Linked DNA regions of Homo sapiens: region 1 is linked to region 2. A link is an interaction called in ENCODE POLR2A ChIA-PET data of the cell type or tissue named here. Cell type or tissue: GM12878. All regions are shown on one strand. Each heading gives the region's core, and the rest is flanking DNA. Links, peaks and the distances in the headings are about the cores only.

Region 1 (5,389 bases), core at 73-5,072, 66 kb before region 2:
CTCATCAGACAGTTTAGAAATCTTATTAGAACTTGGAGTTCTTTGACTCGTTTTCTCTTTTCATTCATTCAGCATATTGCTTACTCTATATCTACTGGATGCAAGGTACCATTTGAGGTGCTTTCTCATCCATCAAACTGTATATCTAGGTGTGTGAGTTAACTTTATTTTACCTTTTTAGTTGAGATTTAGTTAGGTCTAAAAACATTTGGAACACTGGATTTTTTTGTTCAATAGTTGATCTCGCTGTTTAATATCTAAGTCAGCACATGCAAAGTCTCTTGTACAGTATTTTCTATTTTAATTATTCTGACTTAAAAAGTTTTACGTTGTTGTATATCGAGTTGAATTTATTTAACATTGATTTGAAAATTACTTGTTGAGTCATTAGTTTCTACTCTACCTGGAAATGATTTGTTGTATTAACTAATAAACTGAGCAATATTTTAAATGGGAGAACTCATATATCACATCGCATTGAAATTTCTAGGAAACCTCAAATTATTGCTGCTTAAAATGGGGTGTAATATTTGTAGATGTGAATTTAAAAATAGTCACTGATCATCTGTAGTTAGTCTAGTTACAATCGCAATGGTTGAATTTTAATCAAGAGGAAAGTAGAATTTTAAGAGCAGTTTTAAAAGTTTGCAGGTTAAAATTGATGCGTTCATTTCAAGTGTGATTGAGAAAGGAAATGGTCGTATCTTATGGTTGTTTCTGTCTCTGGTATAAAACATGACTGATTATCACCATCTACCTTAAGATTTAAAACATTTTTAACAAAGTAAATGGAATTGGATAGGAAGCTAAAAGTTGTTTTTGGTACTATGGTATACGTTTAATTAGATTTTACATTTTTTAAAATATGAGATTTATTTTAAAGAAAAGGGGCACTTTTTCCAAGTATCAGAATTCTTAAACTGTAGAATAAAAAACTTTTTTTGGACGAAAGGAAAGCTTTGTCATTTGTTTATTTCTTAGTTTGAATAGTGAATCTAGTTAGTTTATTAAGTCTGCTTTCTAGTTGTCACTTAATGATGATTGCATATTTACGAGATCTAGAGGCAGAATTTTCAAGCATTTTACCGAATTTGGCACTCTCTTGATTACATTTTTTCTTGTAAGACTTCTCTTTTTTCCCCCCAAGAACTAGTTCATGTTTTGCCAATCTGTTAAAATGATTTAATTTTTTCCTTGTAAAATAGTGATACTTGCCTTTCTTAAAATTATTCCACTTTATTAGAAATCTTTTTTGTTTGTTTGCTTGTTTGTTTTAAGTGAAAGGATTGGGAGTCAGGAGATGTGGATTGTGGTTTTAAGCCCCGCTGACAGTTAAACTGTAGGTAATCTTGGGCAAGTCATGGAATTTCTCTTTGTCCCAGTTATCTCATTTGAAAAATAAGTGGATTGAAATTTTTTCAATCTGAAAATCTGTGATTTTGAACTAGAAATAGCAGTACATTGTATTTAAGAACTAAGCTTTATTTCATTCTTAGAGCTTAGTTTTCCAAAACACAGAAAAGTAGAAATCACATAGGTTACAAAATTATATAAATGCTTTTCATAGTGCCATTCTTTGGTGGTAATATCATTTCTTGTTGCAAAGATGATTTGAGACACTAACTACGTTGTAAAATGCCCCAAAATTACCATGATTTCCATCATAGTTTAAGTACTAGTTTTCATTATTGTTGGTCTCAAATTCAGAGATGAATAGGAATGATGGATAGGATTTATTTAAGTATATATCTTAGGTATACATTTATTTAGTGTGTGCTGATTAATGTGAAAGTTAAGGTATAAAACCTAGAGACAACTTTCAGGGAAAAAAAAAAGATATCATATTAAATGTTTTAGAAGTAGGGATTCCCATTCTATATTGAAGATAACATAGTTTCAACACTTGATTATTATAATTTTTTGGGGTTGGGTGAACATGTAATAAAGTAAATGTGTGTAGTTGTAGTAGAGTTACTATTTCCTTTTTTAGTAGAGTATCAATGAAATAGAAGCTTTGCGTGGTAGTCTCTAAAACAGCTTTAATCTCATATGGTCGTTATAATGATGAATAAAATATGTTAGGCGTGAAGGGTTATATGATGAATAAAATGTTAGGTGTGAATATGTTGCTGAGAGGCTGAAGGAGCATTCTTCATTCTTTCTTACATATAGAATTATTCTATTGATGCTTATACCATTTTTTAAAATTTGAGGCATTTACAAACTTTTTAAATGCAATACTTACTATATTGTTAATATTCTTAAATAGTTGTAAAGCGGCATGAGCATAAAGCGGGAGCTGGAATGTCCCTTTCCCAAACCATAATGGTTTTTATTTGATTGTTGTGAGGCAGAATCGTATTGAGGGAGTCTGTTTTCCATTCTGTAAAATGGGCTAATAATAGCTTCTACTTTGTGTGGTCTGTGAGTAATAACTGGCATGAATCAAGTACTATGTAAGGGTTTTGGTTTGCTATTATCAGAACTTTAGTAGTGGTAGTAAAGGTTGTTCTGCTTAGAGCTTTATAATAAAGTTTTCTTTAAGAAAAGCATTTACATTTTTATTCCAGGCACAAGTATGTATATACTTTCTGAACATAGAATCTGCAGTATAAAAAGGCCACATTAAAACTTCAGAAGAGTCCAGGTGTGGTGGCTCATGCCTGTAATCCCAGTACTTTGGGAGGCCATGAGTTGGAGACCAGCCTGGACAAAATGGAAAACCCCATCTCTACAAAAACTAAAAAAAAAAATTAGCCAGGTGTAGTGGCGCATGCCTGTAGTCCCAATTACCCCGAAGGCTGAGGTGAGAGGATCGCCTGAGCCCAGGGAGGTTGAAGCTGCAATAAGCTGTGCCCCATGCCACTGCCCTCCAGCGTGGGTGACACAGTGATACCCTGTCTCAAGAAAAGAAAAAAAAAATCTTCGGAAGATACTATAATTACTTTATAGACTCAAGGATGAAACAGGTCTAAAAAATAAAGGAAAAATGTTTAATACCAAAAATAAATCATGGTTAAGGCATTGTGGATAGACCTCTGGAAAAATTGTGCTACTGATTTCTACTGTGACTTGTTTTTATGGAACACTGAACATTAAGAAATAATTTGGGTGGTTGACATATCCTGAATGGATTAGAGAATATGCAAAGCTTTTTTTCTTTGGGTAATCATCAAATGACATTTAGGAATATATGAAGAGAATTTGGCTATGGCGTCTGCCTCCTTCTATACAGTTATTTGTGAGATTTACAACCATCACAATAGTTTGTATTCTTTTTGGAAACTGTCAGAGAAGAGATGTCTTGACTTCTGTTTTGTCAATCTGTTTATATATATTTTAAACAGAATTCAAGAAAGACTTTAGCTTTAGGTAAAATAAATCCTAACCGATTTCAGTTTTTTAGTTGATTCAGAATTTCTTTGTAAGTTAGTTTTTGGTTTTCTTTTTTTTTTTCATAATCTGGAAAGTTGTGGATGAATAATAAGAAAATAATAATAATAATAGTCTAATGCAGCTTCAGCTTAAGTTAAAACCAATTGACAGTCATTCTTCCCTTTCTCAAGTTTTGTGGGTATTTACCATGTCACTACAGAATTGTAACAAATAAAATGTATCTTGTACAACTTACTCTGAACAAGTAATACTAAATAGGTTAGTTTCATTCTTACTAGTAGTTTCCTTGTATAAATTTCAGAATTCATAGAAAAATATCTGTAATACTAAGCTAAGTAGCCTTTAGTTGCCAGAGAATACCAAACATACTTATTTAAAATAACTTCCTATTTTAATGCACTTTTACTTAGAAAAAAATTTTTAACAGCTAATTTTAGGATATTTAAGTTGCTTTTGTGGTTATATCTAAAAGTGGCAAAGGCTATTATAGGAATCAAATTTAAAATTTTAGAAAGACATTTTAAATGTGAACATTCTCAGTTTCTATTATTTTTTGAGAAGCTATGTCAATGAAATTATGAGGAAATTGTGAGTTAATAAATTACTTTGCAGTGAATAATGTTATTGGACCTATGGAATATAGAGGAGTGTAAGTATTTTATAACAAATTGGTGAAAATGATAACATGTTTTTTCTTGATGGAATTTGATAAAGCAGGGTACTGAAAAATCACAAACTGTTATCTTATTGAATAGTGATGAATGTAAGTTGACAAGTTACTACAGAGAAGGCAATCATCAGTTGTGAGGCAGGTCCTCCTTTATTTACCTTACACACTCAAAAACAGCCGTATTTGAGCTTAGGCATCACAGGTAAGAAAAGGATGGTTGGATGAGGAGTTTTTGATAAGAAAATTTAGGTGGCAACATAGTCGAATGCAGCTTCTTCTTATATTAAAACTAAATTGTAAGGAGAATGAGATGTGTGGTATAGGTAAGCCCTAGGTTATCCATGACAGTACAGATGGCTATGGCAGGTTTTTTTGCAGAAGAGACACAGGAAGAATTCATGTACAGCAGGCCTTCCTTATCTGCGGGTGTCACATCTGTGAATTCAACTGTAGATCAAAATAGTTTAGAAAAAAATACATAAAAAATTTTTAAAATACATTGTAACAATTATTTACATAACATTTACGTTGTATTAGATATTATAAGTAATCTAGAGATGATTTAAAGTGTGCAGGAGGAGTGTAAAGGTTATACGAAAATACTGTGCCAGTTTATATGAGGAATTAGAGCATCCTGGATTTTGATTTTGGTGTGGGGTTTCCTGGAACCATTCCCCCATGAAGATTGGAGGATGACTGTGTTCTGGACTCCAGCTGACCCATGGTCATGTGTCATGGTCTATTTGGTCTCTGTCATGAATAGAAAAAGGCATGTAACTTGTCTTGGGAAAGGTTATAGTATAATGCAAGAAATACATACCTTGTGTTTGACTCTGGTTTAGTTTTTGGGTGTAGAGACACTAAATTCTAGGCAACTTAGTGAAACATCCGTTGTCTGAAACAACTTTGCTGTCATTGTATAAGAATTGTGTTATTTTGAGTACTGTGCTTGAAACTGAAACATTAAAAATGAAACTGGTCATTCAAGATTATTTACATTGGCCTTAGTATAAGCAGTTAAAGGATGTTTCGTCCTTAAATTAATACACAGTAACTTTTCATCAGATTCCTAGATTTGAGTTTAACGTTTTACTAATAATGCTTTAAAGAGAATTTTAAAATTACACAAATTAGCACATATGACGACTTAAACATCAAAACTTGAAAATTTGTTATTTTAAGCAGTTAAATGTTGTCATTTTGTTGTATTTTAAATTATTTTTTATGGAGCATCCCTACTTTGGTTTATGGAAACCTCAATTCTGAATAGAGTCTCTTTTTTTTAGCAAGATGTAATTGGTTTATGATGAATAAAATTTGGAA
Region 2 (5,339 bases), core at 337-5,336:
GCTTGATTGCAGTAGATTTTGGAAATAATGACGAAAAACAAATTGAGATGAACTGTCAGTGACTTCAAATGATCTCATAGGCATAAATACCTATGAACCTTGTGGGGGCTTTAGTAAATTATTTTATAGGATGGTCGAGAAGCTAAGAGAAAAATAGTTTGGTTGCCAGTAGTACAATTTCAGGTATGAAATTGAATAAGTGTGAGGACAACTACTTTAATTAGTCATGAAATATTATAGGGGTAGTTGGTAGGAAATTTGTAAAGAAAAAAATACATAAATGACTTGGTGTTTTGTGACTATATTAGGATTTGGGCTATAGGATGACAGGGAGGAAAGATTTAATAAATGGGTTTATAGAGTGTTAAGCCCGGGTGACCTTGAGAACAATGGTTTTATTAGTGGAAATATGAAAGACATAAGGGAGAACTGACTTCTTTATTCAGTTCATTTGTAATAATGTTTATTGCGTTGAACTACCTATGTGGAAATGGCCAGCTGGCACTTGGAGATAGACTACTTAGAGGGGCTAGGAGTAAAAAGAAGAAAGTGTTGAAGTGTTTCTTATAGTATATAGTTTACTTTCTCGTGGAGACAGGAGAAGGAAGTGCAGAAGGCTTAGAAGTAAACTTTGGGAAATACTCATATATTTAGCAGAATGGAAAAGGGGTCACAATCCTTAAGAGGGTGTGTCAAGGAAGACACACCATGCTAATATGCCAAAAAGACCAAAAGAAAATAAGCCTCAAGGAAGGCCTAATCAATAGTATTGCTCTCCCCAGAGAAATCATAATATGGGTACAAAATGATGTTAAATTTGAAGATATTTATTTTGGTAATATTTTTCTTTTGATGAAAATCTAGAGCTGATTTTTCAGAATCACTTTTATATAATAATTTTTTTTTCATTTTATGTAATAATCTGATCTACTGATTTTTATCAAGTCAGGTCCAGCAGTTTCCTTTTTTATGTTGGCATAAGTTAAAGAATTTTCAAGATTAAAACAGCCATGCAATAACTATTTTAAAGTAATTTGATAACACCTGAACTGTTGGAATTTGGATTTTTTTTTTTTTTTAGACGGAGTCTTGCTCTGTCACCAGGCTGGAGTGCAGTGGCACAATCTCAGCTCACTGCAACCTCCGCCTCCTGGCACAATCTCATCTCACTGCAACCTCCGCCTCCCGGGTTCAGGTGATTTCCTGCCTGCCTCAGCCTCCCAAGTAGCTGGGACTACATGCGAGCGCCACCACACCCAGCTAATTTTTGTGTTTTTAGTAGAGACAGGGCTTCACCATGTTGACCAGGATCCAACACTTATTTCAAATATACATCTGAGTCTTTTTTGTATCTAGTTTACATATTTTTCCCTAGGTTGGCAAGCTCTAATCTAAAAGTTTTTTTAATACATAAGGAAGGACTTCTTAAGGGTTATTCTTAGCATAAATTCCATTTATCACCTCTTTTCATTCTTGGTATATGAGTCCATTTCATAAGATTATTTTAGGGTATTTTAAAAGTTGCATACATAATTTAAAATTTTGGAGTATTTCCTAGGTAAGATGCTTTCTTCTAATGAACGGTGTGCTTAAAAAAAAAAAAAAAAAAAAAAGAACAAGACATACTGACCCTGCTAATAGAATTGAAATAACTCTAGAAGAGGATGGTTCTGCCTAAGATAGCCCATATTTTTTAACCTTCCTACTTTGTGTTAAGGTTTTCTAGAAGCATATACTTCTCATATTCACTCTCTGTATATTCTTCATGATTGATATAATTGAGATCCTGAATTTTAGTATGCATTCTGCTTTTAATATACTTCATCTCCAGATTTGTCCAGTTTTTTTCAACATACCTTTCAGAACCTCAGATGGTAGGATTTTAGAACTGGATTCTAGTGATCATTTATCTCCATCATTCCACAGAGATTAGGTGATTTACCTATTACTGATGGAGAGATGTCTTGGGTCTTCGACCTCATTCCTCTGTCTAATCATTCATCTTTCTGCTTCAGGAAAATTATGTTAGTTGTGTATAGTACCTTCCCTCAAAAAAGGTATTAGTATTCTTTCCTTAATGAGTCCTCATCAGAGCTCTTAGCTCATAAGTTTTTGTATCATTTAATTTCTTTAAAGTTTAGTATAAATCTCTAAATGCCTAACAAGTTTATACTACTCATTTATTGGTAGTATTTATAGAATTCTTTAGTCAGTATGAGAATTTTCAAATAAGGGAGTCATTATTTTAACACATCTGATCCTCCCATCTCCTCCTTTTAAAAATAAAACAAAATACAATAATTGCTGAATATACTTTTATTTTCTTTTTACTCCTCTTATTCTTTTTGAAGTTTTCACAGTTACTGGTAAATACTGTCTCATAGATTATCTCAGCTAAACCTTATTGATATTTAATGTCTATGAGCTTTATGTGGTCTTTATTTCTATATATCCAAAAGAATGCATAACAAGCATACTTGATTTTATTAGAGGAATAGTTCATCTAAAATGCACTTATTTTGATAATTTCTCATTACTTATTAGTTTCACTCTATTTCTAATTATTTTACTACAACTGCAGTAAGTGCTAGCTAGCATAAGCTATATGTAGTATTAAATTTTATGTTGACACATTTTCTTGATACGCAGTGCATTTAATTTTATGATAGGCTTATATACCTTTCATTTGGTGAGAGAGGGTATTTTCTTTTCGTTTTTGAAGATAAACCTTACTGCTTTCTAGTAGATGTGAATATTCAAATAGTGCCTTCATTTAAAATTTTGTCTTTGAGAATTCTTACTCATAAATACTTTGACCCTTGTTTAAAAAGATAAAATTCTTTTCTTTTGATTGGCTTACTTAATCGTACCATACATTTTAAAACCAGTTAGGCTATTTTTAGTTAATATAGAGAAAGTAAAATATTTTCCTGTTTTATATCATCAACTGTTTGGAAGCCTGGTCTGGAAAACCTAGTCTGCAGTTTATAGATATGGGTGTTTATTGTCTGAGGATCTATTAATAAATAGAGAGTTGGTCTTTTAATTGATGAAGTTAGAGGCACCTTTTCTAACTGGTTCATGAGTAAAGCAGATTCTTTTAATGCCTCCTTTAGTAAACAAATGGTTAATCCAAATAATATCCTTTTCTTTTTTCTGATATGATTGAAATATACTTTCATTTTCTCCATATAAAAGTCACTTTGGAGTTAAACAGATGCCTTATACCAAGAAAATTAATACTGTCTTGCCATATTCACAATGAAATGTGTTATATAGGACACACAGGCATCTTAAATATGATTGCTATTTTTTCTTTGCTCTTTTAGAGCTTTATAAGCTTCAACTGTCCCCAAGATTATTTCAGAGATCTACTAACTGTAAATGTGGCAACATTGATAAATAATAGGGTCAAGGGTTGATCAGTCCTACTTGCCCCGCAACCCTCACCCCCAAAAAGAAAAAATGTTTGTTTAAACAACACATGAAGGATACCATGCTTAGGAACATTTATCAGATTTCCTTTGAAATTGCTAAATTGGACTACTTTCAAGTCTCCACTCTACTTCAAATTGTAATCTTAGACTTGTAATTATACTTCTGGAAACATTTATTAGAGTAGATTTATAAAGTAGTTGCTTTTTTGTTCTCTCTCTTGGCTTCTGTGAAATTTTGAGTGAACTGAGTTAAAAAAAAATCATTTAACAACACATGGCTAAGGCAGTTTCAATCCCCTAATTTTTAGTTTTTGATATAAAAGTCTATTTAGAGGTGTACTTTGTTCATGTGGTTGCTTATTTATAACAGTTCATGTAACTTTTTTTTTTATTTGCCTAGGAAAACACTGAAAAATAAAGACTTGAATCCTGAATTTGTACTTATAGTCTTTCATTTTTGGCAAATGCCTAGCTGTATGGCTCCTGGTGCCCTTATGGTAATCTGGAGAAATAGTTATATTCTTTCTTGTTTTTGAATTGTTTTAAAGTAGACTTGGAATCAGTTACCTTCTTCTCCTATCTTATCATCCTCCAACTTTCTTCACACTCGAGATATAATCCTGTTTCACTTATGATTCATTTCCTTTCTTTTCTAAGTTTTTGTGTATATTAAACATTAGATAATTTTCCTAGTTTTATCTAATATGGTTACATTTTTTAAAAAGTTATTCTTTCTTTTCTATTATTGTAACCATCCAAAAGAGCATTAATAAGCACTGTTGCACACATTTCTTCTTTTTAGCAAGCCAAAGGAAAAAGCTAGCTTTCTTTTTGAGGCAGTCCCATTTGTGGTATTGTATTAACTTCTTAGGTAAAGTCCTTTCTTTTATAGAAATATTTTCTCTTTTTACCAAAATGCAAACCTTCCTTGAGAAATCAGTTATTCTTCTTCTGAATTTTAACTTCTGCATTTGGTGAACTGTACATCCATCCTTATGCCACATTTTTAATACTAAAGAAAGAAAGTTACTACCTTTCTCTTTTCCAAGCATTTCCTGGGATATTACTAATAAAGCTCAATTTGTTCTAGATCAGTGGATACCGGAACAGAAAGGAGGTATTTCTTACCTGATAATGTGTGTGTGTTCCGATTCTGCTAATCCAGAAATCCAACAGCATTTGTTGAAAATCATCCTTAGTTGTTATTTGTTAGGGAGTCAACTCCCTATTTTAGTTGTTTCTGAAATTCAGTCCCTAGATGTGCTTTAGATAGGGTAGAATTTTTACCTCTTTCAGAACACTGCTAAAGAAGTTTTCAACTGGAACATAGTCTGAAGAAGCACTGAGAGCAAAAAATTCAGAGTGGTGATTGGCCACCTCTGTTTGATTGACAGGTTGCAGGGAGGAAACCCATTCGTTCTGGATTAATGGAACTGGAAAACAGAAAACAATTATCAGGTAAAAAAAACCTTTTCTTTAACCTTTGAAATTCACCATTTAAAAGACGAGTCAGACTACCAGGGAATTTATTACCAAAAATAATAAAATCTAGTGTCATTTGAGCAATGATCTCTGGCTACTACTTCCAAGAATTACCAAAAAATCCGTACAGTTGCTACATGTCAGCTTTTGCAGAAAGGGCATGATTGAACGGAGATAGATGGAGTGTAAGACATAATTATGTGTTAAATCTGAGTTTAAAACATGAAGCAGAATTCTATGGGTGGGGGAGTTGGTATTCTTTTATTTCCTGAATTGTGTTTGGTCTGTGGATAGAATACTTTATTTTTCAAGGCTATTAATCTGGCACTTTTCATGAATATTCATAAATTTTATTACTGTACAATGCTTGTTTTACTTAATCTTCACTTCATTAGGATGTATGCTTTTATCTTAAAATTA

The links. Peaks named below come from ENCODE experiments on the same cell type or tissue, not always from the same donor. Only the 100,000 strongest peaks of a DNase experiment are listed, where the experiment ranks them.
Region 1: POLR2A ChIA-PET joins it to region 2 with 5 read pairs; 8 of 35 experiments call an interaction of 5 or more read pairs at or near these places.

The regions. Positions count from the first base shown.
Region 1 is chr6:79,070,015-79,075,403 of GRCh38, reverse strand. The region is part of intron 4 of PHIP (PHIP subunit of CUL4-Ring ligase complex); the gene reads left to right. LOC124901346 (a long non-coding RNA gene) reads right to left here. Exons shown (of 2, transcript XR_007059652.1): 2 at 1-4,513. Among named protein-coding and RNA genes, the nearest start is that of PHIP, 5.5 kb to the left of the region's middle. In GM12878, for the core only: no CTCF peak of the experiment used is centred there; a DNase peak (open chromatin) is centred at 4,983; H3K4me3 peaks cover 3,000 bases; H3K27ac peaks cover 1,798 bases.
Region 2 is chr6:79,003,929-79,009,267 of GRCh38, reverse strand. The region is part of intron 15 of PHIP (PHIP subunit of CUL4-Ring ligase complex); the gene reads left to right. LOC124901346 (a long non-coding RNA gene) reads right to left here. Exons shown (of 2, transcript XR_007059652.1): 1 at 4,566-5,339. Among named protein-coding and RNA genes, the nearest start is that of PHIP, 72 kb to the left of the region's middle. In GM12878, for the core only: no CTCF peak of the experiment used is centred there; no DNase peak of the experiment used is centred there.